Regions from separate parts of the Homo sapiens genome. Here region 1 is linked to region 2. Evidence: chromatin loops called from intact Hi-C (ENCODE). Cell type or tissue: heart left ventricle. All regions are shown on one strand. Each heading gives the region's core, and the rest is flanking DNA. Links, peaks and the distances in the headings are about the cores only.

What was found. Hi-C counts contacts between places; a loop is a spot of excess contacts. Peaks named below come from ENCODE experiments on the same cell type or tissue, not always from the same donor. Only the 100,000 strongest peaks of a DNase experiment are listed, where the experiment ranks them.
Region 1: a loop joins it to region 2, with 2.0 times the contacts of the local background. A loop is called at or near these places in 2 of 110 quality-filtered maps.

The regions. Positions count from the first base shown.
Region 1 is chr5:68,412,193-68,428,301 of GRCh38, forward strand. LOC105379013 (a long non-coding RNA gene) reads right to left here. Exons shown (of 5, transcript XR_007058804.1): 5 at 14,120-16,109. Among named protein-coding and RNA genes, the nearest start is that of PIK3R1, 200 kb to the left of the region's middle. In heart left ventricle, for the core only: no CTCF peak of the experiment used is centred there; a DNase peak (open chromatin) is centred at 8,619.
Region 2 is chr5:68,316,402-68,332,510 of GRCh38, forward strand. No RefSeq gene overlaps it. Among named protein-coding and RNA genes, the nearest start is that of PIK3R1, 110 kb to the left of the region's middle. In heart left ventricle, for the core only: no CTCF peak of the experiment used is centred there; no DNase peak of the experiment used is centred there.

The DNA of each region.
Region 1 (16,109 bases), core at 4,970-12,969, 96 kb after region 2:
TTGGGCTTTTATTTTGGAGGGTTTCCTCAATAACATCTTCTCAAAATAACCTCCCTCCCTAGAATCTTCTCTAAAACAAAGCAGCACTGGTGTTTGATGTCATTTTAAAAATCGCATTATACCCTTAGGATCTTGTCATCACATTTTTTTTTTTTTTTTGAGACGGAGTCTTGCTCTGTTTCCCAGGCTGGCGTGCAGTGGCGTGATCTTGGCTCACTGCAAGCTCCACCTCCCAGGTTCACGCCATTCTCCTGCCTCAGCCTCCCAAGTAGCTGGGACTACAGGCACCCGCCACCACGCCCGGCTAATTTTTTTATATTTTTAGCAGAGACAGGGTTCCACCGTGTTAGCCAGAATGGTCTTGATCTCCGGACCTCGTGATCTGCCCGCCTCAGCCTCCCAAAGTGCTGGGATTACAGGTGTGAGCCACCGCACCTGGCCTGTCATCACATTTTTTACTGGAATTGAGACATGTTCATCTTCATTATCCACTTCTTACCAGAACATAGAAAAACATATAATTCTCTGAATTAAGTAGAAAATTATCCTATGTAATCTAAGCAAGTGTCTTTTTCAAAAACGATGCTTATCAGTGTAAATCAAATTATTTAATTCCCCTGCTTAAAACCCTCCAATTAAAAAAATTACCAAGAAGAAAACCCCAGATTCTTACTAAGTCTATAAGGGCTACATGGACCCTCATGATCTGGCTCCTGCCCAGCTCTGACTTCCTCCCTTTCAGCCCTGCCCTCTGCATCTTCTATCATGCCATCTTTGCAGTTTCTTAAATACATCAAGCTTATCCTTGCTAACCCTGTGCTTGGAAAGAGCTACACGGTTAGATCCTTCTGTATGTTTACATCTCAGTTCCAATCTCCTCTTTACCAGGGAGGTCTTCCATGGTACCCAATTGAAATAGTGCCCACCTCTCCTCCCAGCACCACTTGCTCTCTATCACAACATGCTGCTTTAAGAAAAATCCCATTTATCGTTATCTGAATGCATCTTATGCATTTATTTTTTATCTACTTTCCCCTTGGTTTCCATGGATAGACACTATAATCCAGAAGATAGAAATCATGTATGGTTTTCATAAGAGCAGGAACTTTGTCTCTCTTGTTCACATTCCCAGAGCCTAGAACATACATAGTAGGCACGTGGGAAATACAAATGAATGGTTGACTCAGTTGAGGCCCAAAGTCCTTACTGCATCATGGTCCGCTATCTTTTCACAGAGACAGATGCAAATGATGCAGCTTCACCAAGCCACAAACTTGCCTTAGTAAACAGCAACCCCACCCATACACTTCCAAGGGAACCACTGTGTTACAAAATGCTCCTAATGCCCCAAAGTCCCAGAAACACAAGGAGACCTGAGATGATAAAAGGCTCAAAGGTGCGAAAACCTTCCTTCCATGTCCTGGATAGCGTCATCGCTTTGGGTTTGGAAACTATTCTTGGGAATCTCGTTTGTGGTCAAGATTCAGAATGTTCACCAATTTCATGAATAGGCTGTGTTTTGGGCTGTACCTGTGGATGAGACCAAGAAGTAGAACTGAGATGCAATCCTTCTCTAAAAGGGAGTTACTCACATTTCTTGGGAAACAAGATAAATTGAGGTAAACAATCGGAAGGAGGAAGGTGTCATTACTGACATTTAAAATGCTTTTTTCACATGACTTACATTCTGTCTAATAAGCATCATTAACCTCAACTTGAGAATATTGAGAAGAAAAGCCACACAGAACAAGGTTCAAATCCCAGTTTCTCAACTGGGATGTTCTTCAAGACTCTCTGGCTCCAGAGCCCTTTCTTCTGCATCACAAAAGCCTCATATGAGTTGCTTGAATAGCAGCGATAAAGGGTTCAAGAGAGGGACCCGAACAATTACACCACTGATCCCTTAACTCTTGACCCACTCCCAACGTATGTTCTATGCAGGTCATGTTTCAAAGACTCCATTTCTCTCACTTCATGTCATCATCTTATTTGATAGGCTTTTGGGCTAAGCCTGGCATCTCAAGGTTTGAAAGGTTCAATGAAGACTTCACTGTTGACAGTAGCATGTTCTTCATTATAAGAACTGTGGTTTTGGCCCCCTGCTCTAATTTATATTACTCCTAGTTTAATTTCAAAATTAGGTTCATGTTACCATATCATTGTATTTGTGTTTGCTATAAGCTAACAAAGTCATTGTGAAATAAAGTATAAAGAAATATAATTACATGACACAATATATGCTTATTTTGGTACATGACAAAAATGGCCACGAATTTTCATGCCTCCATTATCCATGTCCTTTGCCATGTGACTTCTCAGCTCCTTCCAGTAAGAAGTGAATATCTTGATCACCTTTTGAATCTAGGCTAACTTTATGACTCACTTTGGCCAATGAAATATAGTAGAAATGATAATGTGCCAGTCCTGAGTCTAGGCTCAAGGTCTTACATGTCTTTCTTTCTTTTGGACCCTTGAAATCCCCATGTGAATAAGCTCAGATTGGCTTGGAGGTTGAGAGACCTGTGGGCCGTTGGTCCCACTGTCCCAGGAAACAGCCAGCCATATCCCAGAAGCCAAGATACCTAGTTGATCTGTCACTGACTTGTGATTCCTGAGGGAGCCCAGCTAAAACAAGAAGAACCACTATGCTGATTGCGGCCCCAATAAGCTGAATAAATGGCTGTTTTCTCAAATAACTAAGTAAGCAAGGGCTCCCTGATACAACTATACTCACGAAAGCTATTCATATATGCAATATTGTAATAAGTGACTCACTTACATAATCTCAGCCTTCAAGTTTAATACTATCTTCATTTTATATCTGACCCTTACAGAGGTTTATTGACTTATCTTTTCTCTTCTCCTATATAAAGTAAACCTATCTATTGTACTGTCACTATAGGAAATGTTAGTTAGCGCTCCTTAGCTGTGAACTTTATATTTTTATTGTTATACTTACATATAAACCCCTTCCTATTTGGCGTCCAACTAAGCAGACTAAAAAATGTAAAGCTTGAAAACCCTTGTTACAAATTCTTCTTCATATTTTTTTGCTTAAAAGGCAACCTTAGAACATTGAAAGGAAGAAACAAGCTCAAGTTACACTGAAGAGCCAACTTATCAGGGGAGGTTTGCCCATATCCTGACAGACTTTGATAAAGTGCTGAGGAAACCATGTGCCCTCTGAAAAATCCAGCCTGGCCCTGGTTGCCTTAACATCCCCAAAGGTTACTCTGTAGATCACTCCTCAGAAAGCCTTTGATAATACAAATTACTTGCTTGCAAATTTAAGGGATAGTGTGTCTTGAGAATGTCTTTGAAGGTACACAAATGAATGCTCTGTTTTCCTCACTACAAAACTCAGACAGTACCAAGTCACGGGCCAAATTCTGTTTGTTCTACTTGTCTTTGTCAACTAAGCATCCTTCCCCAGGGGACTGATATAAATCAGCCTTCCCAGTGTCAGTGTGTAACAACTTCCTGCGAGGGCGGGAAAAAGGAAGTGTCCTCTCATGTTGGCTCTGCAATTCATAACCTGTAAGACTCAAGATCTCCAGCAAAAAAGACAATTCAGGCAGTCCAGCGGTTGGCTGAAGGTTGTATTATTTCAGGATGTTAATAAGGTGAGACAGAAGAGAAAGCTGCTCAACAACCACATCTGTGTTCCAGAAGGAGAAAAGCAAAGTCATGAATTAAAATATGTAATTAAAAAATTTCTGCTTGGTATCCAAAGAAAATAAAATGCATTTAATTTTTCTCTCACCTTGACTTCAGTTTTTTTCTGCTTCTTGTTGCTCCCAAGTATTTTATACACTTTATCAACACCTTCTTTCCCCAAGGACTGTGTGTGCCTGTGTGTGTGTATGAGTTTAAGTGTACACATATAGAGGTAATGGGCTTTGGGGACAATAAAGGCAGGAATGGGTATAGCCAAAGAATGAGAGGAGAATGGGCCCATTAAAGTCAAGGAAAATGAAAAGCTGTTTGATAGTAAAATATATACACAAATGGATAACAAATTTAATTTGTGAGCCTTAAGAAAGACTCAAAATTATAATAGGCCACATTAAATTTGATTATTGGAAACTTTCAAAAGAACCCTTCTTATGTGCCCCAGTTGCTACAATGACATTTCCAATTCAATGTATTAAATGATCACTCTATAGGATTGGCCCTCGGCCGACTGACACCTGCTTCATCTCTGCTTTCTGGTGTTGAATATAAATTAATGTTCTTCATTTATTGTACCTTGTTTATTAAACTAACCTTCTGACATTTCACCAGTGCTCATTAGGGTTAAAGTCTGTCTCCTACTCAGAAAGGGTGACTTTGAGTTAGGTGAGGCTCAGGCTGGTTGGGCTCAGCTGTGGGGCTCCTTAACAATTGTGGGAGGAATTGTGGGAGGGAAGCAGGTGGGTCTGAAAGTCCTGGTGGGAAATGATGCTGAAATGTAGACAAAGGAGACACTGAAAATTACCCTTTTGGTCTGTGTTTTGCAAACTATTTGTATGGTCTCTTTTTAAAGGAAAAATTTGACATTTCAGGATTTTCAGTGTTTTATCATTTTACTTAATTACGAAAATGCTTATAGGTACTGAACACATGTACACACCTGTAGTACAACTCTAAATCCCAAAGAAATAAGCTATAAAAACTATAAATTCAAATTAGCAAAAGTAATTTAATAAGGATGGTTCTGTTTTACTGAAACAGAGTCATCTAGATTGATTTAATAAGACAAATGCATTTGCATGCTTTATGTCTCATTTTTTGGACTTGATTCTTTTGCTTTTGATAAGGCATTATTTAAGACATTATTGTTATTTTTCTTTAAAAAATTAACTCATTTTAAACCAATTAGGTTCATGGGCCACTTAAAACTGTGTTTCAAAATGCAATACTAGCAGGAAAAAACCCATTGAATTCCACTGAATAAGGAGTTTTCCACTGTCTTTTTGTAACTACCTGTACTGCCCCCTTATGAACTGCTCGATGTGCTGGAGTACAAAGATGGGTGCCCACTAACATGTTTGCTAGCCACAGGGTCTTGATGCTGACCACTGTGACTGAGTCTTTGAACAAGGCATGACTGGGCTGCCAATTGCTGAGGGTATTCAATTTCTTCACTATTCAGTTTCCTCATTTAAATTGTGAATGCTGCTTCTACTCATCATGCTATGATGCCGTTTGGTCTTCAGTAATGCTAAAGGGATAGGAACATAAATGCAAATTCAGACATAGAAACTGAGTAGCGGAGCTCAATTACAAGGTAATTGTTTCATGTCCAGAACTGCTTGTAGTAATGTACAAAATTACAAAGCCAAAACTATCACAGAAATTCTACACATTAGAGAACACATCCATGTTTGCACAACATCTTCCTAGTTTGTTGTTTTGCCTGGGACTATTGGACCTTGTTAATAGATTCGTCTAAGCACAGTTAATAAAATAACTTTTTGGCATTCAGAAATGTACTGTAGAGGGCTCTTATAATGGGATTATGGGACTGTGGAGAGATGACCCTTATAAAAGCATGTGATCATCATAGGTAAAAAGATTTTTTTTTTTTTTTTTTTTTTTTTGCTAAGGTGTGCTCCTAATTGAATTTTACTTTTCTGCTTTAGCTAACAAAGTTTTTTTAAAAAATGTAATGACTTTTGAAAATATATCATTACTTTTAACTTAACATATGTGCAAACCAACATTCACAGTTTCAAGTTTATGTGTTTCTGGTCAAGCCAGAGGCTGCTCCCTTGCAGCATTTTAATACCTCTGGTGGAAAAAAAAAAAAAAAAAATCATTTCTTGTTTGATACAGAAAAGAGAAAAGAACAAAATTAAATAAAAATGTTTTATGCCCCTTTAAAAAAGTTAACCTGAAAACCCAAAAGTTTATTTTGATTTCTGTTGGATAGAGACCATCACCCAAGGGATAGGTTTGCCGACAAAGGCACCAGAAATTTCTATTAAGTGCCTTATTTCATGCAGTGCTTCATTTAATTCCTGAAGACAGATTTCCAGTCTGCACAAGTACCAACACACATGTATTCATACTTTCCCCACAGCTTGCCGAAACTTAGGTGTCAAAGTCTCCCGCAATAGATTACTCTTCTATGAGGGAATATGCAGACTTGCTAGTCCATGGGCCATTGTTCCCTAGCACTAAGTTGAAATGATTCTGCCAACCGGGACCCCAGAGATATCAGAGATTTCATCATCTGGTGCCTAGCTGAGCTGCTCAAGGTCATTGACTAACTTAATGGCTCAGAAGATTATTGCAATCCTGAAGGAAACATTCCAGGACAAGTCATTCCTATTTATAGAAATAGCTTAAAAATGTTCCCAATAAACTCTTTACTCTGTCTACTTGACTTAAAATATAATTCTATTGCTCAAGTATTTACATATATATAAATTCGTGTGTTTGTATCTGGACAGGTAATGATGTGTACTTTAGGGACAAATCTTTGGTTTGCTTCTTAGAAATACATAGTCTTCATTCCACCAAACGCCCCCCAAAATTTATTTTTTTAAAAAATTGTGGCAGAGCCTGCCAGTTGTCCTCTACTATTCATTTTCACCTTTTCTGGTAATAGAATTTTCAGCAGACACAAGATTGTCCTAAATAAAGACCATGTTGCCACGTTACCCTGCCTCCCTTGTAGCTAAGTGTAGTCATGTGACTAAGTCCTGGTCAATGAGAAGTAAGCAAAAATGTTAGAGCAACTTCTGGGACCCTCATATGAGAGTTGGCTGACATATGCTCTTTGCCTTTTCAACATTTCACCCCTCCTGCTGCCTGGAAACAGATGCCACCTTGGACTATGATAATGAGGCCACACTATACAGGTAACAGCACGGTGAACTATTTTCTGAGGATTTCCAGGAGCAGATCCCCCTTACCCACCCAGTGCTGCTTTTTTCCACTCTTTTACACGAGAGAAACCCACTCATTTTTCTTGAGCTATTTTGTTTAAGATTGTTAATTTTGGATTTTTCTGTTCCTTGCATACAAACCTAAAATTACAGAACGCAATTTGGTATGAAGCAAATTGCTTAACTCCCCTCTTCCCCCACCCACCGCCCTCAATCTGTCACCCAGGCTGGAGTGCAGCAGCACAATCACAGCTCACTGCAGCCTCATCCTCTTGGGCTCAAGTGATCCTCCCACCTCAGCCTCCTAAGTACAGGCATGTACCACCACATCTGACTATTTTTTAAAAAAATTTTTATAGAGACAGGATCTCACTATGTTGCCATAGCACTGATATGGATGATTACACAAAGATATACTAACATATAAAAAGAGAGATTACATCTATGCACGAACAATAAAGAATTTATAGCACATGCATATTAAAGCTAGGTAGATCATTTAGATAGAGAACAGAGAAAGAAACTATGTTCCAAATCTGCATAAGATAGGGTGAGGGAAGGTCAAATGTTAAGAGCTGTTTGAACAGCTTGGTGGACTAAAATGAGATAATCCAGACCCATAGTCTCTTGGGAATAAGCTTAGAGGTTGAAAGGAAAGAGCAGACGGAGGGGGCTTTGAGAAAGTATGTGGATCAGGCTGACAGCAGCCCAGCTCACTTTCCACGGAGCTGACTCAGCCTGCCCTGCTCCACCCTAACCTCTGACCTCCTGTGCAGTCACACATGGAGGAAAGCCCTGGGCAACTGTACTTCTTGTTCCTTTAATGCCCCTACTGCAAAAATAACCTCCAGCTGCTCCAGTAGTGCTAGAGGCCGTGGGGAAGAACCCGACCCCACTCTCAGAGCCCTTAGAGGGAAAGGCAGCCCACTCAAGCAAGCATCTGATGCCTGAAGATTCCTCTTCCTTCTCTGAGTGTGGCAGCTGCAGCAAGAAAGGAGGAGACCAACATGAGACTTGGTAAACACATAAGAATGGCAGCAGAGGAGGTAGCCATTCCTGGGGGCCCAGGCTCCCCTCGGGAGGTTGTGAAATTGATATGGGCATCGAGCTAAAAAAGTCCCTGGAAAGCCCCCACCTATGGGGAGCTTGGGATGAAGCTGGAGCAGGCTTCTATCTCTCCCAGAGTCAACACCAGGAAGGGACAGCTGGTGTGACCTGGGCATGATAAGGAGAAACAAAGCTGAAACTAAAGAAGCAGGAACTGGAGCCTAGAAATGTCAAATAAGTGTAGAGAAGCCACAGGGTCCCACTGGAGACTGGGGTGGGATGCAGGAACGGCTAAGCGATTTGTCCAGATAATCCAGATGAAATACAGGTGTTTACAATTCTGAGCCATTTCAAGGTAAAAGAAGTTTATAGAAGTTGATTCAAGTCTCTGCCTCATGATTTTCTTAATGGGGCTTGGCTATATTCCTCTCTGCAGGAGTGACACACATGTGTGCTCCAGCACATCTTTTTAATATGGGAGACTCCTCAAGTTTTGGTTCTCTAGACTCTCACGCTAAGGACATAAATCCTGACAACTCTTTACATTTCCCCACCTGATAGTCCCCTACTCACTAATTTGTACACTGCTTCTGTGGAAGTGACCAGGGCGTTTCTGCCTGGTAGGCAGAGGAGTACTCAAAAAACAGAGGGCGATGCAAGGCCACCCAGCAAGGTGTTGGCAGAGTGCCTGACTCGGGGTGCCTGTGTCAGCCTGATAAGCCCTCCAAAGCACCACGCTGTCACTGGAGGGTAGGGCCAGGGTTGTTGAGGTCAGGGATGATGCTGATGAAAATACTGTTAACCGGACTCAGCCGGTTTTTACATGAATTCATCTGAGTATCTAGAGACTTTACTGTCTTTTCTCTCTCTCCTCTCTCCTCCTCTCTTTGGTCAGCTTGTAGCTTTGAGGTACCAGGCCACCTGACCACATTCTTTTAGATTCTCTCCAACAAAGATATTGAAGAGATCGCTCATCCAATGCTATACAATATCAGATCATTTATCTGTCCACTCCTCACCCCAAACTAAACTCTCAAGTTTTCTGAAATTAAAAAAAAATACATTTACCAAACACATGCATCATAGGTATCATGAGCACAATGAGATTAAGAAGATGCAATGGCTATCTTCAAGGAGCTCATATTCTATTTGGAGAGAACACACATACATGCACGTCCACACATGCACAAATTGTTCAAAGACAACAACCAAAGAGACGCAATCAAGGCTTCATGTGTCCTTTTTCCAAATGAATGGACAGGGATAGCTGTATTGTTTAAACGAGGGAGAGAACTTCAGCCTGTGGTGCAGAGGAGGAAAGACAGCAGTAAACAAAGAGGACTATGATAGGCTAGTGTTACAGGTCAAATTGTATCCCCCCAAATTCATGTTGACAGCCCAACCCCCTGTACCTCAGAATGTGACCTTATTGGGAGATAGGGTCTTTACAGAGATAATCAAGTTAAAAATGAGTTCATTAGGATGGGCCTAATCCAATATGACTGGTTAGTTATAAAAATGGGAAATTTGGAAAGAGACACATATAGAAAGAAGATGGCCTTCTGCAAGCCAAGGAGAAAGGCCTTGGATGGATCCTTCCCTCACAGCCCTCCATAGAAACCAAACTTGCTGATACCTTCATTTCAGACTTCTAGCTTCCAGATCTGTGAGATTATACTTTCTGCCATTCAAGTCAACCAGTCTGATATATCACAGCAGCCTGAGGAAGCTAACATGTCTTGACACCAGGGTTAGCTCTGAGTAAGCAGAGCAGGATGGGAAAAGGCTTAACGTTGGAGAAACAGGACCAACAAAATAAGCCCTTCCAAATGCCAAGTATATTCTGAGAAAACCAGTTTACCTGAAGCCGAGCGTTTATGTGGGAGAGCGGTAGAGCATAACGTGTCTGTAAGGAGTCCTCATGTCTGTGCGAGCTGGGCTGTGTTCTAGGCTGAGGAGTTTGCGATGTGTTCTAAGGGCAGAGGGGAACTGTGGTGGCACTCAGAAGCATGTCATAAGACACAGGGTGTGTGAAGACGATGGCTAGCAAGAGGATTGAGAGACAAGCACGGAGAAAGGATGCTCAGTCACAAAAGTAGTTCTCAAGCTTGGTTGCCAACTAGAGTCACCTGAGGTAACAGGCTGACACCAGCCCCCAGGGTTATCCAGGACTTAATCCTGGGAACCTGTGAATGTTTGTTTCTGTGGCCAGAGACTTTGCTGATGTTGTTTAGGATCTTGAGAGGAGGAGAGTACCCCAGGTTATCCAGGTGGGCCCTAAATGTAATAACAAATATCCCTCTAGAGGGAGGCAGAAGGAGATGTGACTTTACACCAGAGGAAGAAGGCTGAGTGACAAGGGAAGTAGGGGGAGAAAACGCAACGAGATGGGGCTATGAACAAGCATGGGGAAAGAAAGGAAATGCATTCTCCACTAGAGCGTCCGGAGGACAACACCTTAATTTTACCCCAGTGAAACCCATTTTGGACTTCTGGCCTACAGAACTACAACTGTAGGAAAATAAATTTGTGTTCTTTTAAACCAGTGAGTTGGTCGTAATCTGCTACAACAGCCATAGAAAGCTAACACACCTGGGGAGACTTACAAACATCTGTGGCCTCGACCCCATCTTGGAGGGGCTGAATCTGTTTTGAGAGTGAAGCCCAGGCTGTAATGTCTCCCAGGTTTGTGGCAAGCTCAAGGACCTTAGGAGGCTGCAGTCCAAGTGTGAGGCCACAGGAGCCCGACCAGTGGGAGCAGCCAGAGAGAGAAAGAAAGGAATGCAAAAGGTATCATGAACAACACACTGGGACCAGGAACTACTCGGTTACTTCATTTAGGGAAAAAAAGCAAGAGTCAAAAATGAAATGGACTCAGACCCCATATCTGGAGAGCACCAGACCCTTCATACCGGGGAGGAAGGGCAGGTAAGCTGGGGTGGAGGTGGGCCTGATTTTAATTGTCTGTCTGGGGTTGTCCAGCAGGCAATTGTAGAAATATGAGATGACAGCTGGAGAGAGAGAAAGCAGGCCTGAAGGTAACATTGGGGCATCATCAGCAGAGATGGAAGTTGAAGCCTGACCATGAGTGAGATTTCCAAGGGAGTTTTAAAATGAGAAAATGAGAGTGAGGAAGAACAGAACCAGGCTTCCCATACCACTGTGGAGAATGAGATGAGTAAGCAGACAGAAGCAATAATCAGAGATTCAGAGAAGTACAAGAGAAAAGCTCGGTGCATGTGTGGGGAGGGAGACGACAAAGCCACATGCTACAGAGAAGGTCAAGAGAAGGATGACTAAGAAATGATGGCAGATTAGAGGCCATCGGTGACCTTTGAGAAAGCAGTTTCCCTGTTGTAAAGAGGTGGGGACAGATATCAGATGACTGGTCTATGGGAGAGAGTGGGTGGGGAGAATGTGGAAGCAACAATAGAGGCTAACTTTTGGGGCCCTGGGAATGAAAGCAAACTGAGGAATGAAGTGACAGCCTAGCCAGGTAGACACAGAGCTTAGCGGCATGGGCTTTGCACTCAGACAGACCCGAGCCACCCCCAGCTCCTCCACTGTACTACCTCGAACAAACTCTTTAACCTTGCATAGACTCAGTTACCTTGTTTATAAGACAGGCACAATAATTAGTGCCTACACCAAAGAGTTGTGAGAGTTAGATGAAATACCATAGGTAAATTGCCTATTTTTACTGCCTGCAACATAGTAAGTTCCCCAAACTGATATAGAAATGAATAGATAGATAGAGGCAGAGATGTACAAGAGCTCTGGAATCTCAGGTTCCTATAAAATGGATTGCCAGGTAAAATACAGTATTCAGTCAAATTTTAACTTCAAAATAGAAATAATTTTTAGGATAAGCGTGTTCTAAATATTTCATGGACCAAACATACTAAAAAATTCTCTGTTGCTTGTATTCATTTTCTATTGCTGCTCTAGTAAATTATCACAAACTTAGTGGCTTTAAACCAACACAAAGTTATTGCCTTACAGTTCTGTAGTTCAGAAGTCTAATACGCATTTCACTGCGCTAAAATCAAGGTGTCAACAGGGCAGGCCCCCATTCCTTTCTGGAGGTGCTAGCAGACAATGTGTATTCTTGCCTTTTCCCACTTCTGGGGCCACCCACACTCTTTGGTTCATGGCCTGTTCCTCATCATCAAAGCCAGCAATGTTACATCTCTCTGATCCTTCTTCCTTAGTCAGATCTCTCTCTGATTGCAGTTGGCAAAAGTTGTCCACTTTTAAGACCTTATTTGATTAGATTTGGCCCACCTGGATAATCCAGGCTATTCTCCCCATTTCAAGGTTCATATCTTTAATCACATCTGAAAGTCCCTTTTGCCAAGTAACATAATATAGTCATAGGTTCCAAGGATTCGAACATAAATATCTTTTGTGGAATATTATTCTGCCTACAATATTGTTTATCTGAAATTCAAATTTAGCTAGGTAACCTGTTGTCTCTTTGCTAAATCTGGTAACCCTACCTATAAAACTTTGATTAACTGGAAGGAAAAATACTAATTTTCCCTTTCCATAGAGCCTCAACTATATCTTTTATTAATTCTTATTTCCATTCTATGATTCCTCCATATGCATCCCCCTTTATGCTGTATTATGTGTATTTCTGTTTCAAATTTTATTTTTTTTTAAATAAAATTTGCGCCTTGAACACCCAGGCTCATGTGATCCCCCCACGTCAGCCTCTCAAGCAGCTGGCACTACAGGCATGCACCTCTGTGCCTCGTTAATTTTTTCTATTTTTTGTAGAGACGAGGTTTAGCTATGTTGCCCAGGCTGGTCTCAAATTCCCGGCCTCAAGCAATCCTCCCACCTTAATCTCCCAAAGCACTGGGATTACAAGCATGAGTCACCACACCTGGCCTAACATTGCACATTTTATGGAGGTCTGTAGCTGTTTGTAAAATGCATATGTGTGTGTAAAGAGAAATTCTGTATCTTGACTTTCATTAAGTCTAAATGAGATTTGGACTTATATAATCAGAAGTAGGAAGGGAAAACAGAAACCACTCTAGGTATTTCAGGCAGGAAAAGAACTTAATACAAGGAAGTGGATGCATACAAAACTTCTGTAAGGGCTATGAAAGGTCAAGGGTGAAAGTTCAAGGAAGGAAGTTCAGGGAAAGCCACAAACTTTCAAATTTGCTGCTAGCTTTCAGAGACAGAAGGTTTCAGGGACTACAGGAAACTGCTGGTGATGGTATCATCTGTTTCTAACACTGACGTTGATGATTCACAGGGAGATGTCGGGGAGCCAATACAAAATCTGGTATTTGCTGAAACCCACACATTTGCTCTCTTCTGCAGAGTAGCATTATGTGGCTTCTACCTCTCTTGTACCTTCTTAATCTCATGTCAGTATATGATCTGGAACTCTGTTGGCAAAGATGCTGGAAAATGTGGTTTCCAGGCATCCAGCCCCCAATAATAAAAGGGAAGAGGGTAACAGAGAAGCTGTCAGATACAGCTAAAGAAAGAACTCCAAAGGCTGGAAGGGATAAAACTTTTGCCAAAGGAAGAGGTAAAAAACATTACCTGTGCATAGATTCCTGATTATTGTAAAATACCTCCCACTCTAAGTCTTCTGTACTGTATGCAACTTCTCTTTTAAGGCGATACTTTGGGCTTGACATAGTGGCTTATGCCTGAATTCCCAGCACTTTGGAGGGCTGAGGCAGGAGGATCTCTTGGAGTCCAGGAGTTCAAGATGAGCCTGGGAAATCTGGTGAAACCCCGTCTCTATAAAAAAATACAAAACTTAACAGGGCATGGTGGTGAGTGCCTGTAGTCCTAGCTACTTGGAATGCTGAGGCGGGAGGATTGCTTGAGCCCAGGAAGTTGAGGCTGCAGTGAGCTGAGATTCCACCACTGTACTCCAGCCTGGATGACAGAGTGAGATCCTGTCTCAAAAATAAATTTTTAAAAATAATACTTTGTTAATTTGTTGTGGCTGCCTCATTGTTTTCTGGGCTTAGCCTAGCCGTCAGATTTCATTGACTACATACTCTTGACCATCAGAATTTTGTTTTTCACATTTAAGGTGCCATCATGTAAAGAGAGAAATCTTGATAAATATGTTTGTCTCTAGGGTTAATTACCAAACTGTAAGAATATGATCGTTTTGTTATCTATTGTTGTGAAACAAACCACACTCCAAAACTTAGTGGCTTAAAACAATAATTTACTCCTTCTCATAATCAGTGGCATAGGAATTCAGGCAGGGTTCAGCTGGCTCTTCTGTTCCAGTGAGGATGGCTGGGTCACTCGCTCAGCTATAGTCAGGTGGTGGCTAGCTGAGCTACAAGATCTAAGGAGGATTCCCACACCTGTGTGGTGCCTTGGTGCTCCTCCACATGGCTTCTGTCCATCCATGTGGCTAACTTAGGCTCGGCACAATACAATCTCAGACAGTCAGGCTCCTTACACCGTGTTTATACACACACACATTATACACATGTACTACGGACAATCTGTTAAATGGTAGTCAAGCCTAATGTCTTTTATTTTTTAACGAACATAAATAGAAAGAGAAGATCTTATATTGCTTTTATTACACTCTACTGTGGCAATCACTGATCTACTTTTCCATTTCAGTCTCATCATCCCTTTCTTAGTTTTCTTGTTAACTCCCTACCCTGATCCCTTCTACCTCCCACGAGGTGACACGGGGAGCTTACTCCATCTTTGTATCCTCTTCCTGTCACCTGGATTTTTCAAATATGTAATAGAACTTGGCTTTGTTCCACACTTCACAGTAGGTATCTAGGAAATAAATACATCATGTACTTAGACCTGAGCATTGTGAGAGCTTACAGCTTGTAGTTGGGTAAAGTGGATTTGTTCTTCTTTTATTTTGTTTTTGTTTGTTTGTTTTGAGACAGGGTCTCACTCTGTCACCCAGGCTGGAGTACAGGGGCGCAATCAAGGCTCACTGTAGCCTTGTTACACTCGACATCCCAGGTCCTCCTACTGCCTCAGCCTCCTAAATAGCTGGGACCACAGGTGTGCACCACCATGCCAGCTAACTTTTTAATTTTTTGTCTAGAGAGGGTCTTGCTATGTTGCCCAGACTGGTCTCAAACTCCTGGGCTCAAGCAGTCTGCCCACCTTGGCCTCCCAGAGTGCTGAGAGTACAGGCAAGAGCCACTGCATCTAGCCTGTTCTTTTCTAAATGCTGCCAGCTACACATTTAGATCCCTGACACTTGTATAGATGTATACAGATACTCACACATCCTCATTCCTCTAAAAAATTCATTTGGGAATTAAACACTGTTAAGAATCATTTGTGTTCTCACATCGAGTGGAAGTTTGAGGATAACTTAAACTTTTAGGAGGCAGGCATGTGCCTTTTCATCTTTGTGTCTCCACATCTTTGTGTTCTCCCACAGGGACTGGCAAATAGTAGGTGCTTAATAAGCATTTGTTTTACTGAAGGCTGGCCATTTCCATTTAACTAATCCAGCACATATTGCCCTTTTTTTTTTTTTTTTTTAGTTTGCAAGCTGAAATGTATGATTTGTTTTGCAAATACTTATTAAGAAATTCAGAGACACACAGTAGATGCTTTTTTTTTTTTGAGACAAAGTCTCACTGTGATGCCCAGGCTGGAGTACAATGGTGTGATCTCGGCTCACTTCTACCTCCACCTCCCAGGTTCAAGCGATTCTCCTGCCTCAGCCTCCCGAGCAGCTGGGATTACAAGCGCCTGCCACCACACCCAGTTGATTTTTGTATTTTTAGTAGAGACAAGGTTTTACCGTATTGGCCAGGCTGGTCTCAAACTCCTGACCTCAAGTGATCTGCCCGCCTCAGCCTCCCAAAGTGCTGGGATTACAGGCATGAGCCACCACACCTGGCCCAGTAGATGCTTTTTATAATATACAAATAAAAGTCAAATCATCACAGAAAATATCGGATAGAAAATGAGGCAGAAAAAAATACTGACCATTGCACTTATAAGTGCTGTATCCTTTTAGTTATAAATACAAATTAATTTTCTTCAAGTCTAAAAAATCGTGCATGGGCGTGTGGAAACAGAAGGGAAGGACTTGAGGCACAAGCCAGGATGGAGGGATTCTAAGTAATGCATTGTGATCCCCTACGCATGTGTTGGCCAGGATGCTCTCCAAACAGGCCTCAGTAGAAAAGAAGA
Region 2 (16,109 bases), core at 4,860-12,859:
TCCACCTATAAGTGGACATCATTACCACTCTCTCCAGCCTCAAAAATAAGGCTTTGGCTTGCTGTATGGCAGACACACCTGACAGGAGTCACTTAAGCATACCCCGAGAATGACCCTGCACAGCAGACGCATCTGAATGTGTGTTTGGAGTTCCAAGCTAAGGAATACAGGAGTGGCCAACTCAAAAAGTCATTCCTTATCTTTGAAGAACATCTGAGCTGTCTTGTAACATAGAACGTGGGCCTCACAGAGGATTGAGGCCCTGTGTTTTGGGTTAAATGAAGATTGTCAGGTGAAAGTTGTTAGGGGAGGGTGCTAAGTGAAAATGCCATATAAACAGAATGCTTTCTTTTTAAAAATTATTTATCTTAGAGATAGTCTTGCTGTGTCACCCAGGCTGGAGTGTAGTGACATGATCATAGCTAACTGTAGCCTCAAACTCCTGGGCTCAAGCAATCCTCTTGCCTCAGCCTTTGAGTAGCTGAAACTACAGGTGTGTGCCATCACATCTGGCTAATTTTTGGTTTTTATTTTTTAGATATGAGGTTTTGCTATGTTGCTCAGGGTGATCTCATACTCCTGGCCTTAATCAATCTTCCCACCTTGACCTCCTAAAATGCTGGGGTTACAGGCATAAGCCACTGTGCCCAGCCTCAACTGCATGCTTTCTGCAGGTGGCGGTGGTTCTCTTATCCAGCCCACCACCACTGGATTGCTCTGTAAGTTCCCCTCCATAAACTCTATGTCTTACTCGCTGGGTCCAACTCTCTTCTTCAGCCTCTTGCACCTGGTGCTGCCCCTAATGAAGTTAATAGGGGTCTGGCCCAAACCTTTTTGCTCCCAGGAAAGCCTTCCAAAGAGTGAGGGATCCTGAGGGATTTTAGAGGGACAGCCAACTTGATTCTGCCCAAGATGCATCTGCACATTTTTGATCTCAAGACAATCTCCCTGTCTGGCTAAAAGCAACTATTTTTAGGATGGTGCTGAAGAGTTTTGGGTGTGTCAGTCCAGTTGTTTTCTTAGAGGACCAACCAGCTCAGTGGAATGGATAAGCCAGCAGTATGGTGTAGTTTGCCCCAAAAGAACTGACTCTTTCTCAAAATTCTCTCACTCTCTAATGTTCTACACCAGTGGTTCTCAAAGTGTGGTTTCCTGGGAACTTGTAAGAAAGTCAAATTCTTGGAGTGTACTGAGACCTACCGAATCTGAAATTCTAACAAGCCATCCAGGTGATTCTGATGCTTAGCCAAAGTTTGAGAAGCACTGTTCCACCTGAAAGCCTAGTGCCTTCCTGAAAGACCACCTGAAAGGCCCAGTGCTTCTCAAACTTTCACATGTACACAAAGCACCTCAGATCTTGTTAATCTTCAAGATTCAATTCAGAAAGTCTAGGTGGGTCCTGGGACCTGATAGCTCTATCAAGCTCCAGGTGTTGTGCATGCTCCAGTCTCTTGACCTCGCTCTCAGGAGCAAGGTCCACAGCAGTGATTCGCATAAGAATTCACGTGAGACTTATCTGGGGAGACCTTCAAAAGTGATCTAGAATTGCATTCCAGCATTGCCATGTTCCAAAAAGTTCCCAGGTGATTCTAAGGGGAGTAAAAACTGCCGCCTACACGTTCAGCTTTATCTCATTCAGTTTACAAAGCTTTGATTCCTGCTTTTACAGCCACCCAGGAGTATATGCATTTTAAGTTGTTACCTGATCATTGTAAATGAATATCAATGAAGTAGCTATCTAGTGATGTAGGGGTGGAGAGAACGCAGGTGGTTAAGAAGGGTAGAAACTGTTCTGAGGTGGAAGGCTACAAAGGAGGGGCTCTGAGGATCAAAGGGAATTTTTTTGTTGTAGAAGGTATCAGGAAACATTTCAAAAGACTGAAAGGGGCAAAAACAATGACTGGAGTCTGGGATCGCAGGCTGGGTTATCTGTTTTTCAAGGAAACCACAGCTCTGTAAATTGTAGAGTACTGATGATAGTAATGCAAACTATTACTATTTTGTTCATAAAAATGTGAATTGTGTGATGTACTCAGTTAGTGTCCCACATTGACCAATGTACATCTGTCTCCAAATTCTGTCAGCATTCCTGAAAGTCTTTAGATGTGTGGGAATTTTCAATTTTCCTTTGAAACAGTTGTATCATTTTAACTGTTCCTTAATGAGTTAAACTAAATCTGTGATATGTTTATTTTATATTTATATGCAGGTCGTGGCTTTAGCACTAAAACAAAGCCCTTAACAAAGAGCATGAAGTTCATTGGGTAGTTGTAGCAGGCTGCATAATGATCCCCCAAAAAAGATGTCCACGGTCATAATCCCTAGAACCTCTGAATATGGTACTTTTTTTGGTAAGAGCTTTTTGGATGTGATTAAATTAAGGATCTTTAAATGGAAAGAATATTCTGGATATTTGGTGGTAGAGGGGAATGTAATCACAAGAGACCATGTAAGAAATAGGAGGACAATAGTCAGGAGATATGAGGACAAAAGCAGAGGGTAGAGTGATGAGCAGTGGGGCCACAAGCCAAGGGGTACAGGAGGCCTTGAGGAGCTTGAAAAAACAAGGACACATTCTCCCTGAGAGCCTCCCAGAGGAATGCTGCTCTTCTAACACCTTGTGTTTAGCTCATAAGAACCATCTTGGACTTCTGCCTCTCAGATGTTAAGGTGATAAACTTGTATGGTTCTAATTGGTTGCAGCAGAAATAGAAAACTATAAGAGTAATCAGAAAGCTGCTTTCCATGCCCCCTGAAGGTGGTGAGTTTGCATGGGCATGTTTGCCATTGTCTTTGACACGGAACGATGCCTCAAGCGTGCTCCTGCCTCTGGCTTTCAATGGCTGACAGAAGCTTTGACTTATCTGCTCTCTGACTTTCCCTCTGGCTTGGTGTTCCAGGTTCTAGACTGAACCAATAAATGCCAGCCCACCTCTGATGACCTTAAAGTTAATCACCTCTTTCCCCTCTCAGTCACGTTTACCAAAGTGACACTATAGTACTGAGGTTTAAACTCCCAGTTCTTGGAGGCTCTCTGAAACATTCCTCAGTCTTCTCTCACCCCTGTAAAACTATTATTCTTGTCATTTTAAAATAAGGAAATCAAAAGACCACAGTAGAAGTGACTCACCAAAGGTCAGCAAGTGAACCTCGCTCATCCTCCCAAGGAGTTCAGCAGCCTTGGACTCCTTATTTAATGAGTGACTCTCCACACAAACTTCAATCTTTGAAGGAATGCGCTGCAAAATGCTGCTTAGTCCCTGAACTTGACCTTCTCATTCTCATGTCCAAATCCAGATATTTCTCTTACTTTTCCAAACACTACTGGGGCTTTAGAATCCTTCACTTCTTCCTCACTTGTGAAAGCAGCTGCAGAAACACCTACATGTTTGTTTTAGTTTCTTAGGGCTACTATAACAAAACACCTAGATCAGGTAACTTATAAACAGGATACATTTATTACTCACAATTCTGGAAACTGGGAAGTCCAAGAATGAGGCAACAGCAGAGTCAGTGTCCGGTGATCTATCCCTCTTTCTACGTGTCCTCACTTGACAGAAGGGGAAAACAGGTTTCCTCAAGCCTCTTTTATAAGGTCACTAATCCCATTCACAAGTGTGGACCCTATGACCTAATCACCTCCTAAAAGTTGCACCTCTTAATACTACCACAGTGGGGATTAGGTTTCAACGTGAATTTTGGAAATACATAAACATTCAAAACATAGTATTGCTGTATCAAACACTGCAACAAGAGAACTGCAAAGAAATGCAACCCTTAACCCTTGGGCGTTCACAATTTAAAACATGGACAAGATAGGTCACTGAGCCTAAAATAAACATTCAATGGTGAATAGACAGGAAAGAATTTACCCATTTAGGTCATGGATAAGTGCACAAAGGGCAGGGAGCCAGGCTAAGTGAATAGCTGGGGTGGAGAAGGAGGGAGGAGGACCTCAAAGTCCCAAGTCCAGATAAGAAGAAGTAAGGAACTAATCTCCAGTGGTCAGTGCTGGGTACAGTTTTGTGGAGGGAGTGGCATTTCAGGGACATCAATGAACACCTTCTGAGGGGGCAGTAAGTAAGAGAAGCTCTATTCCAGACACCTCAAATTCAGTGGGTCCCCAGGAGGACAGCCTAGAGTAGAGAGGTGCTGGCCTGAAAAGCTTCAGAGCAGAGCAAGTCAGCAGATGCTATGTGCTGCTAATAGGAGCCCTACAGACAGCCCTCTCCAGGAGAAACACAATCAAGTTCCAGCTGTATCAGCTATTATGGCTGTTTTTCAGCCAATTGCACCTAGAGTGAGCTGGAAAACGTACCAATTAGCTATTTTGATTTGACAACACTCAGGAAAACAACCTGAGTGAGCTCCGTGTATCTCCAATCCCAACTTGTCGTTTTCCTCATCTAGATAAGTAGAGAGATGACAGGGCTGCAGGAAGCCTCATCATCCTCAGGCCTGTAAATCCACACATTCTTACCACGAAGACGCTAAGAGGACCATGCCAAGACCTGAACAATTCATCAGAAGAAATCCACAGGCTGTCCTCTTGCCCACCTTCAAAGAAACAGGGCTAGAAGGGGGACTATTTCTGCATATCTGAACACAGGAAAGCTAATGAAAATATTATTGAAACAAATCCTTTTTTAATAGCAGCATTAATCTGGAAGCTTCATTCTCTCTCTCTCTCTCTCTCTCTCTCTCTCTCTCACACACACACACACACACACACACACACACACCCTTGTTCCCTCCCTCTTACTTCACAGGAACCACAACTCATCTAGTGTCTTTTTCTAGGCATGGTGAACTGGAATGCAGCTTCGGGGTTGGTGTAGTTAGCCTCCCGAAAGCTCCCTTGTCAGAGATCTCTCTTTGCCCTATCTGCTTGCTTGCTCTCCCTCCCTCCCTCCCTTCCTTCTTGCCTTCCTTCTTTCCTTCCTTCCTCCCTGTCTCTTTCCTTATTTTCTTTCCTCCCCTCCCTTCCCTTCCTTCCCTTTCTTTCTTTTTTTGAGACAGGGTTTTGCTCTGTTGCCCAGACTGGAGTGCAGTGGTGTGATCATGGCTTACTGAAGTCTCGATTGACCTCCTGGCTCAAGTGATCCTCCTGCCTCAGCCTCCCAATTAGCTGGGATTGCAGGCATGTACCACCATGCTTGACTAATTTTTTACTTTTTTGTAGAGATGGGGTCTTCCTATGTTGCCTAGGCTGGTCTCAAACTCCTAGGTTCAAGTGATCCTCCTGCCTTGGCCTCCTAAAGTGCTGGGATTACAGGCATGAGCCACTGCTCCCAGCCCTGCTTTCTTTTAAATTACATTTTTTTCTTATCAAAGTAATACATGAATATAATTTAAAAAGTGAAATGATAATGGATAAGATGCATCAAATGCTTCCTATGTGCCAGACGCCGAACTAAATGTTTTACAAGGATAGTCTCAGTTAATTCTCAGCACACCCTATGAGTTGAGTACTATCTGCGTCATCCCCACTATATTGATGTTAAAACTGACTGAGGCACACAGAGCGCATCAGTAACTTTCTTAAGGTCACGAAGTTACTAAGTTAGTAAGTAGTGGCATTAGAATTTCAACTGTAGCAGTTTTTCTTGGGTGTAGCAGCACACACCTGTGGTTCTAGCTACTCGAGAGGCTGAGATGGAAGGATCATTTGAGCCCAGGAGTTCTAGGTTGTAGTACACTAAGATCACATCTGCGAATAGCCACTGCACTCTAGCCTGGAAAAAAAGTGCAAACAAGTTTCTACCAAAAAAAAAAAAAAAAAGACATGGTATTATGATATTCTCCTTCAAGAAAGTTTATAATAAAACTATGGATTCCAAGTGCACACACACATACACACACGCACACACCCTTCACTGTCCCACTCTTCAGAGGCAGCTACTTTCAATTTTCTGAGGTGTATCTTTGGTATGTACCACTCTAGTCCTAAACAATATTCATATACTAATATATCTTGGTTTATAATTTTGGCATAATCTATTTAGTTCTTCTTATGGTAAATGAGCATGTTAGCTCTCATATCCTTCACTATAATTATCACCACAACTTTTTGTTAAATTCATAATCAGTGTTTTTATTATTTTCGATGATGGCTCATTTCTAAGTTAAGCGATGTATACTGTCTACATTTCCCATCTATAAGCTTTTGTTTTTCCTGGACTTTTGTTACCTAATTTTGATTTGCTTAGGTTATTATTTTTTTAATCTATGGCATGTCTTCCTATCGCTATGTACAATGGCTTTCAGTAGAACTTTTTACATCTTCAAACTCATCAGATAACTGTGTTTTAATATCTTTTTCTGAGGACATTCCTCCCAAATCCCTCTGTTCTGCTCCACTTGGGGCTGATAGGTCCTTTTCTGTTTTGAGACAGGGTCTCACTCTGTTGCCCAGGCTTCAGTGTAGTGGAACGACCTTGGCTCACCGCAGCCTTGACCTCTGGGCTCAAGAGGTCCTCTGATTGTTCTTTATTCTTGTTGCACAGCTGTTGTTTGGGGACTTCCCTTTGCCATCATCCTGGGATTTCCCTTTACCTCCTTCCTGTGTGATCTCCGGTTTCCTAAAATCCCGGTCTTCCTCTCTGTTAGGTTATTCCCTGTTTTGGTCAGTACATCATCCAAGAGTTTCCTGACAAAAGAGATGCGAAGGTAATTTGTTTCTCCAGAAGTAGATTTTTCTTTCTTTTTTTTTTTTTTTTAATTGATCATTCTTGGGTGTTTCTCGCAGAGGGGGATTTGGCAGGGTCACAGGACAATAGTGGAGGGAAGGTCAGCAGATAAACAAGTGAACAAAGGTCTCTGGTTTTCCTAGGCAGAGGACCCTGCGGCCTTCCGCAGTGTTTGTGTCCCTGGGTACTTGAGATTAGGGAGTGGTGATGACTCTTAAGGAGCATGCTGCCTTCAAGCATCTGTTTAACAAAGCACATCTTGCACCGCCCTTAATCCATTCAACCCTGAGTGGATATAGCACATGTTTCAGAGAGCACAGGGTTGGGGATAAGGTCACAGATCAACAGGATCCCAAGGCAGAAGAATTTTTCTTAGTACAGAACAAAATGAAAAGTCTCCCATGTCTACCTCTTTCTACACAGACACGGCAACCATCCGATTTCTCAATCTTTTCCCCACCTTTCCCCCCTTTCTATTCCACAAAACCGCCATTGTCATCATGGCCCATTCTCAATGAGCTGTTGGGTACACCGCCCAGACGGGGTGGTGGCCAGGCAGAGGGGCTCCTCACTTCCCAGTAGGGGCGGCCGGGCAGAGGCGCCCCTCACCTCCTGGACGGGGCGGCTGGCCGGGTGGGGGGCTGACCCCCCCACCTCCCTCCCGGACGAGGTGGCTGCCGGGCGGAGACGCTCCTCACTTCTCAGACGGGGTGGCTGCTGGGCGGAGGGGCTCCTCACTTCTCAGACGGGGCGGCTGCCGGGCGGAGGGGCTCCTCACTTCTCAGACGGGGCGGCCGGGCAGAGACGCTCCTCACATCCTGGATGGGGCGGCAGGGCAGAGGTGCTCCCCACATCTCAGAAGATGGGCGGCCGGGCAGAGACGCTCCTCACTTCCCAGATGGGATGGCGGCCGGGAAGAGGCGCTCCTCACTTCCTAGATGGGATGGCGGCTGGGCAGAGACGCTCCTCACTTTCCAGACTGGGCAGCCAGGCAGAGGGGCTCCTCACATCCCAGACGATGGGCGGCCAGGCAGAGACGCTCCTCACTTCCCAGACGGGGTGGCGGCCGGGCAGAGGCTGCAATCTCGGCACTTTGGGAGGCCAAGGCAGGCGTCTGGGAGGTGGAGGTTGTAGCGAGCCGAGATCACGCCACTGCACTCCAGCCTTGGCACCATTGAGCACTGAGTGAATGAGACTCCGTCTGCAATCCCGGCACCTCGGGAGGCCGAGGCTGCGGATCACTCGCGGTTAGGAGCTGGAGACCAGCCCGGCCAACACAGCGAAACCCCGTCTCCACCAAAAAAATACGAAAACCAGTCAGACGTGGCGGCGCGCGCCTTCAATCGCAGGCATTCCGCAGGCTGAGGCAGGAGAATCAGGCAGGGAGGTTGCAGTGAGCCGAGATGGCAGCAGTACCGTCCAGCTTCAGCTGGGCATCAGAGGGAGACCTTGGAAAGAGAGGGAGAGGGAGACCGTGGGGAGAGAGAGAGGGAGAGGGAGAGGGAGAGGAGTAGATTTTTCTAACTGCAGGATGGGGGTGGAACTCAGGTGTTTAAGTAGTTTTTATATAGCTTTTAACCACACCCTATCCCATTTTTTTTCCAGTATCCCCCGCCCCCAGTCTCCTCCTATATTTTACAATACGTGATGTTACCAATTTTGATGCCTTTCTAGCATCCCACAGATGAGTTTATTTAATTCAGTTCTTCCTCTATAGATTCCTAGTTTTTTCTTGTACTGTTTAGCTAAGTCATTCAGCAATCTTCCGTTCACTTTTTGTCTCCATATCTTGTGTTTCAGGGTTTTATTTGGCTTCTAGTGTCATGAGAAAGAAAGTGATGCTGATTTTTGTAATTCTTGTTATTAAGGGAGCGAGTTTTGAGATGAAAGTGGGCTTTGCCATTGTTACTCTGCTGCTGGTAAACCCTATGCCCTTTGATCACCGGGTGTTCTACAGAGTTGATATCAGGCAAGGTTGATCCTAAAATGACAAATGTTCTTTACTCAATTTAAATGTCGTACAAAGCCAGCTCATTATTATCTCTCTGGTCAGTTGACATCCTGAAGGCCTAGGAGTTGGGATTGTCTTATCAAATCTCAACATGCAGGCCTGCTTTTGTCTAGCTGCAAGTCCACTTTGACCCTAGTGGGATGCTCTTTTTCCATCCTTGGATGGATGCAAATCAAACTTTCAAGTGCCTAACAATCACTTAGTGCACCTATTCAAGAAGAAACCAAGGAAGGAAGGAAGGATGGAAGAGGAAGAGGAAGAAGAAGGAGAAGGAGAGAAAGAGGAAGAGGAAGTAGAAGCAGCAGCAGCAGAAGAAGCAGAAATGGATGACAGAAGAGGAAGAAGAAGAGGAGGAGGAGAAAGAGGAGAAGGAGGAAGAGGAGGAGGAAGAGGAGAAGGAGAAAGAGGAAGAGGAGGAAGAAGAAGAGGAGGAGCAAGAGGAGGAGGAAGAGGAGGAAGAGGAAGAAGAAGAAGAAGAAGAAGAAGAGGAAGAAAAAGAAGAAGAAGAGAAGGAGAAAGAAAAAAGAAGAAGAAAAAGAAGAAATCAATTCCCAGGGCTTCTGAATCAGTAGAATTCAGGCATTTACATTTTTTAAAGTGCCTAAGCAAGTGGTCCTCAGACTTCACTTTGATCAACACTTCTGACAATTTTACTCACATGCAAATAATGGGGTGCTGCACTTTCTCTCTGCAACCCTGTCAGTCCTCCCTTTTGCTTTACTTCCTATGTGATAAAAAAAAAAAAAAAAAAAAAAAAAACTAAAGTTATTGCTTAATGATAACATGGTGGTTTACTTGTAAAATAGTCACTTGTCAGGTGTGGTAGCTTATGCCTGTAATCCCAGCACTTTGGGAGGCTGAGGCAGAAGGATGACTTGAGGTCAGGAGTTTGAGACCAGCCTGGCTAACATGGTGAAACCCCATCTCTACTAAAAATACAAAAATTAGCTTGGTGTGGTGGTACACGCCTGTAATCCCAGCTAATTGGGAGGCTGAGGCACGAGAATCACTTGAACTTCGGAGGCAGAGGCTGCAGCGAGCTGAGGCCATACCACTGCACTCCAGCCAGGGAGAGAGAGCAAGACTCTGTCTCAAAAAAAAAAAAAAAAAAAATCACTTGTCAGTCTTGTTCTATAACCATGTTACAATTTGTTCTTATATACAATTATTATTTTTAATCTGTGGCTTGACTCTATTGCCCAATATTTCCAATGAACACTTGAGAAGTTCTGGAAACAGTAATAAATAAACATTGATTGAGCACTTAACTATATGCCAGGCATTATTCTCAGTGCTTTAACATGACTCACTTAATTTCACAGCCCTACAAGGTAGGTACTATTATTATTCTGATTTTATAGGTAAGGAAATTGATGGTTAGAGGGTTAAACAACTTAGCCAGATCACACAGCTAGTAAGATGAAGAGCTGGAAGTGACTGAGTTATAAAGAGCTGCAGGACGTTTTGGCAATGATCAAGGAGTGGAGGAAGGCACCAGATCCAAGCAGAAATGCCTCATCAACTTCTGCAGGCAGTCGGCTTCCTGACCACCACACAGGTGTTCCCTGGCAAAACAGGTGGCCAGGACTGGGGGCAACGCAGGAAGTGCTAGTAGCAGTGGCTGATAGAAATGCTGAAACAATACACGTAGATCAAATCTGGGACAATTATGATGGTGTGAGACACCCATTACTGAATCTGCACTGAGTGCCTCTGAGCTCCCTTTCAGTGGGAGTGTAAGGATCCCAGCAGTTGAAGCTACCTAAACATAAGGCTATCAGTTTCAAAAGGGTGGTGGAAATGGCAACAAAAACAAAAGAAATGACAGGTCAGAGTCTAGTCATGGGACAGTAATAATGCTTCCAGCAAAGCCAATCTTTTGAGAAATAAAATAGCCTCTTTCCAAGCCTCTCTTTCCCCATTTGTAAAATGAAGATAATATAGTGTACCTAATTAACAGCTTGTAAGGATTAAATAAGCTGATATGTAAATAGTGTACCATAGTACCAGACACTAAATAAGTGTTCAAGGAATGTTAATTATTCTTAAATCTCTTTGCACATTCAAGTCTAATGTGCATAAGAGCCGAAAATATAAGTAACATTTTTGAATTTTATTTTTGTAATTTGGTCTTCACTTTAACCAACTACTGGACTTTTTCTCTCTAAAAATAAAAACATCTTAATTTATAATAAAACAAATAACCAAATCAGGCTCCTATAACCACTGCAGCCTGTAGGAATCTCTTTTGGCCTTCCAGTAGTATACTTCATCCACATTATTCACTGGAAACTTACTTAACAACGGGAGGCCACATACTTGCCCTTCTGAACAAATGCCTCTTCCCAAACACTGCCTCTCCCTTGCCCTCATCTTGATTTTGAGATCCTTAGGGACCTTAGATAATGTTTTTTTTTTTAATTTCTTCTGAATGTCTCCAGCACAAGTAGGTACCAAATATTGTTTTGTGATGAATAAGTAGTGTCACTCTGAGAATATTCTTGTTCAATAGAAAAAAGTAAGTGCAAGCACTAGTCATTTTATTAAGACCTCTCCTTTCTAGTAACCCAAGCTGGACCTCGGTCTCTGTCCTTCCCTGTGCACCAGAAGGTCCCTTGGGATCAGTTAGCACAAATTTAGCAGAGTCCTCTCATATCAGGCTGAATCCACAGGAGACTTTCTCTTCTGGCTGCCTTCCGCTAGTCCAGACCCCCACACTTGACCTCTGTTGCAGTGCAAAAGGCTCAGTACAGTTGATCCTCATGGTCTAGGTCATCTTTTCTCTAGGCTGGAGGGTCCCTGCCCAATCTGCTTCCAATGGCACAACTTACACCAATCCACGAGCTTGTCCTAAAAACCAGAAGTGGCTAAAATCTAAGCTTCTCACAAACTAACCCCAAACCACCTCTACCACCTCTCTCCCACTTCTCTCCTGCATGAACCCAATGCTTCCGCCAGAAGGGCTTGTTTATTGCATCCCCTTCTCATATGAACATGAGACACTTGCATCCTGGCCTTCCTGAAATGCTCTTAACAAGCACCTCTCCTCCTCCCTCTATGTTAAGACTCTGGACAAACCCCACTGCCTTTAATTCACAGTGATCTTTCCTCCTGTAATTTGCCAGTTACCATTCATATTTACGATATGCTACCTGACTTGGGCAGTTGTGTTTTTATCTGCAGATCTATTGTTTCCTCCTAACTATACTATTTGGGTGCTTGCTCTATGCCACTCGCTTTGTAAATGCTTTATATGGATTAATTCTCACAACAAACCTATGAAGAAGGTCTTGTCATTAGTCCCACATTAAGTTGGGAAGCTAGGACAGAGAAAGGTAAGTTGGTCGTTTGAGTGTAGTAAGTGGTGGAGCTGGTAGATATAATGCCCATATGTTCAACCACTTTGCTGTGCCCTGCACATGGTAGCCATGCAAGAAATATTTGTTCAACTGCTTCCACACTGTTGGTGGGAATGTAAATTACTTCAACCTTTGTGGAAAACAACATGATGATTCCTCAAAGACCTAAAACAGAATTACCATTTGACCCAGTGATCCCATTATTTGGTATATACCCAAAGGAATATAAATAATTTTATCATAAAGACACATGCACATGTATGTTCATTGCAGCACTATCCACAATGGCAAACACATGGAATCAACCTAAATGTCCATCAATGGCAGATTTGATAAAGAAAATATGGTACATATGCACCATGGAATACTCTGCAGCCATCAAAAATGAATGAGATCATGTCTTTTGTAGGAATATGGGTGGAGCTGGAGGCCATCATTCTTAGCAAACTAATGCGAGAACAGAAAACCAAATACCACATGTTCTCACTTATGAGCGGGAGCTAAATGATGAGAACACATGGGTACATAGAGGGGAACAACACACATTGGGACCTTTCAGAGGGCGGAGGGTAGGAGGAGGGAGGGGATTAGGAAAAATAACTGATGGGTACTAGGCTTAACACCTGGGTGATGAAATAATCTGTACAACAAACCCCCATGGCATTAGTTTACCTGTATAACAAACCTGCACATGTATCCCTGAACTAAAAATAAAAGTTAAATTAAAAAAGGAAACCTTTGTTTATCAATTGTTGATTTCCCCACCCCTCTTTTGACCCAGTCTTGCCTATACTACCTTCTCAAATAGAGCCCAGCTTGGGAAGATAATCAAACATCTTTATTATGTTGACCTCCTTGGGAGGAAAGAGTTCAATAAAAACAGTTGAAACTGTTTAATTTTGATTCTGTGTTTTATCACTATGGTTTGTGATTCTATTCTGATATTCTTTGTTGACAGAACCCTCAGATATACAGCCTATTGCAAAGTTATTATTTTTGATATCAGAAGGGTTTCTATTTGAAACATTGTCTATTTACATTCTTTAGCTTAAAATAGTCCGAAGTGTCATTATTATGTCTTCATGTTTCTAATACAATTTTATGATGTTATATCAATATTGACAAGTCCCCACGAAGTATTTTTGCCCTCTCTGGCTTTTGGGAAAGTGTATTATGATAATGACTGAGATCATATTTATAAATGATGCCAGTATATCTTTCCTCAATATGAGAAGGAAGATAGCGTGTGCATGGAATTAAGTGCTTGGCATTGCGCAAGAATAATCTGCCCACATTACAGCAATAGTTCTCACGCTTTCTCCTCACAACTTTCTCATTACAGTGTCATGGTTCAACCCACAACTTCTGATTTTATACTGGCCCCCAGAAGAAAACCATGCCCCTAGTCAAGGCCATTCCTGTGGGACTATAGGACCCAGAATATGTTATACTACACAAGCTCCTTCATTTTCTCCTCGCATTATTATTGAGATAAATCCTAGTTACAGTAAATAATATCAAGGACAATATGCAGGAGGAAATTCATAAAAACTCATTCTGACAGTGTGTAAAAGGGAAGGAGAGTGGTTTGCTGCCAGTCATGGTCATATCACAACTCTATTGCCTGCTGTGTGTTCATGAATTTATAGTAAAGCCAAGGAAAGTATAGAGGGTGGTTTATTTGCGTATTTTTGAAAGCAAACATACCAGAACTTGTACATTTATATCAATGTGTTCTTAAAAGCAGTCACATTATCAACTTGAGCACTAATCCCAAAATCTTATCATTGCTTATATATTTGTTACCTCTTTTTCAAAATTGCCATCAGGATAGTGTATAATAATGTATCAAGCACATTGGGGCATTTTGAGAAAAACAGTGGGTGTTATAATAAATTACATTGAGATAATCATAAAAAACCCAGACTGGGTGGCAAGGATGGGTGGACACTTTGCTCTACAGTCATGTAAGAAAATCAGTTTTCTTCCTTTTTTGACCAGAAATGTTGTGATTCAGTTGGTAGCTTCTTTTATGAGACTTGACTTGTAATTACCTTTGGTTATCTTCAAAATAAAACTTTTCTCAAAAGGTGATTTCTCTGCTCTGATGATAGTCAAAAGAATGTGCTTTTGGTTTTAATATAATTCCAGAAATATTTTCATCAAAAGCAGCATCTTTGTTATAACATCAGTTCCAAAGGGAAAGCATTCTGGCTGCACCTGGTCTATTGTACATGACTTATACACACACATACACACACACACACACACACATGTGACACATATCCTGGGCTTGAACACCTCCAGGCTTATTTTGAGCCAGCTGTCAGGGCCACCTCCTTGCCCTCCAGCCAACTCTCCTCCCTCTAGTGATGGTTCTAATTTCCCTTATCCCAGAGACAGCTCTTCTTTTGGCATGTAGCCTAGACATCATTGCTTCTAACTCCTCCCTGGACTTTTGCAGTACTTTCTCGCCTTTCTCTTAGTTATCACTATAGATCTTAAAGCTTTCAAACTATGAACTTGTGAGGGAGTACATACAAGGGCCAGGCCTTGCAGGCAGAGGCCAACTCCTCCATATGCAACCTGAACAAAGCTGGGCTCCCTTAGGGTCAGTCTCAGCAAGCGTTGTATCCAAAATAAAGACAAATCTGACTCCAAAAAGACCTCAAAGAGTAAAGGAGGAAAATAAAATTCTACTGTAGATGTATTGCCCAGAGAGCTCTCACATGAGAGCACCAATAGAAAGATGTATATATATGGATATCAACTGCAATATTGTTTTAGTAACTGTGACAGGCAAAATAATGGCTTCCCCAAAGAAGTTCATATTCTTATCCCCAGAACCTGTGAATGTGTTATGTTACATGACAAAGAGGAGATACAGCTGCTGGGGGAATGAAGCTTACCAAATCAGCTGACCTTAAAAGAGGAAGATCATCTGAGTCAGCCCAATGTAACCACAATTGTCCAACTTAAAAGTGAACAAGGAAAGCAAAAGGGGAGGGTCAGAGAAAAAGATCTGATGATGGAAGTAGAGTCAGGGAGCTGTCATGCTGTTGCCTTTGAAGATGGAGGAAGGGGAGCATAGGACGAGGAATGAGAACAATCTCTAGAAGTTGGAAAAGACAAAATAAAAAGGATTTTTTCCTAGCACCTCCAGAAAGAAATGTAGCCCTGCCAATACCTTGATTTTAGCCTAGTGAGACCTATATTGGACTTTGGAACTACAGAGCTGCAACATAATAAATGTGTGCTGTTTAAGCCACTAAGGTTGTGATAATTTGTTCTGGCAGTAATGGAAAACAAATATAGTATCTTAGCCCAATAGAGGAATAGATAATATGTGTAGTATTTATTGAAGACATGCAGTATAGCAATTAAGAACGAATAAGCTAAGACGGAAAGTAAAATAGAGGTTACCAGGGGCTAGAGAAATGGAGTAATAGGGAGTTACTTTTTAGTGGATACAGGGTTTCTGTTTAGGGGAAGTGAAAGTTCTCAAAGTAGATAGTGGTGATGATTACATAATGTGAATGCCTATAATGCCGCTGAAATGTACACTTAAAATGATTAAAATGATAAACTTTATGTATCTTACACCATAATAAAAATGAGAAAACAAATGTGCTAGAGCCCTATTTCTTGCTACGGATAAATATTAAAAGTATAAATTATAGAATGGTAATTGAGCTCCACGGTGTTGTTGACACTGCTGGCCCATGGACCATACTTGCAGTAAAGAGGCTTGACAAAGTGAGGGTTGGGTAAGTATGGGAAGGGCTCATAGGAGCCTAAAATTTCAATTTCATATATTTTCCCTGTATTCCTTCTCACGCACATCATCTGCCACTCAGTGACCTGAACAAATACCCATTGTGGCCTCTCAGTCTCTGATTTTCATCACTTCCTTGAAACTTACTTTCTATACTTGCAAATTAAATCTAAACATAGTGTTAGGCTCTGTATCAAAGGGAAGCAGATGTTATCAATAGAACATTTACCGTAATAAACTCAGGTTGTCAGGAGGTTAGATTTTATATTCTGATG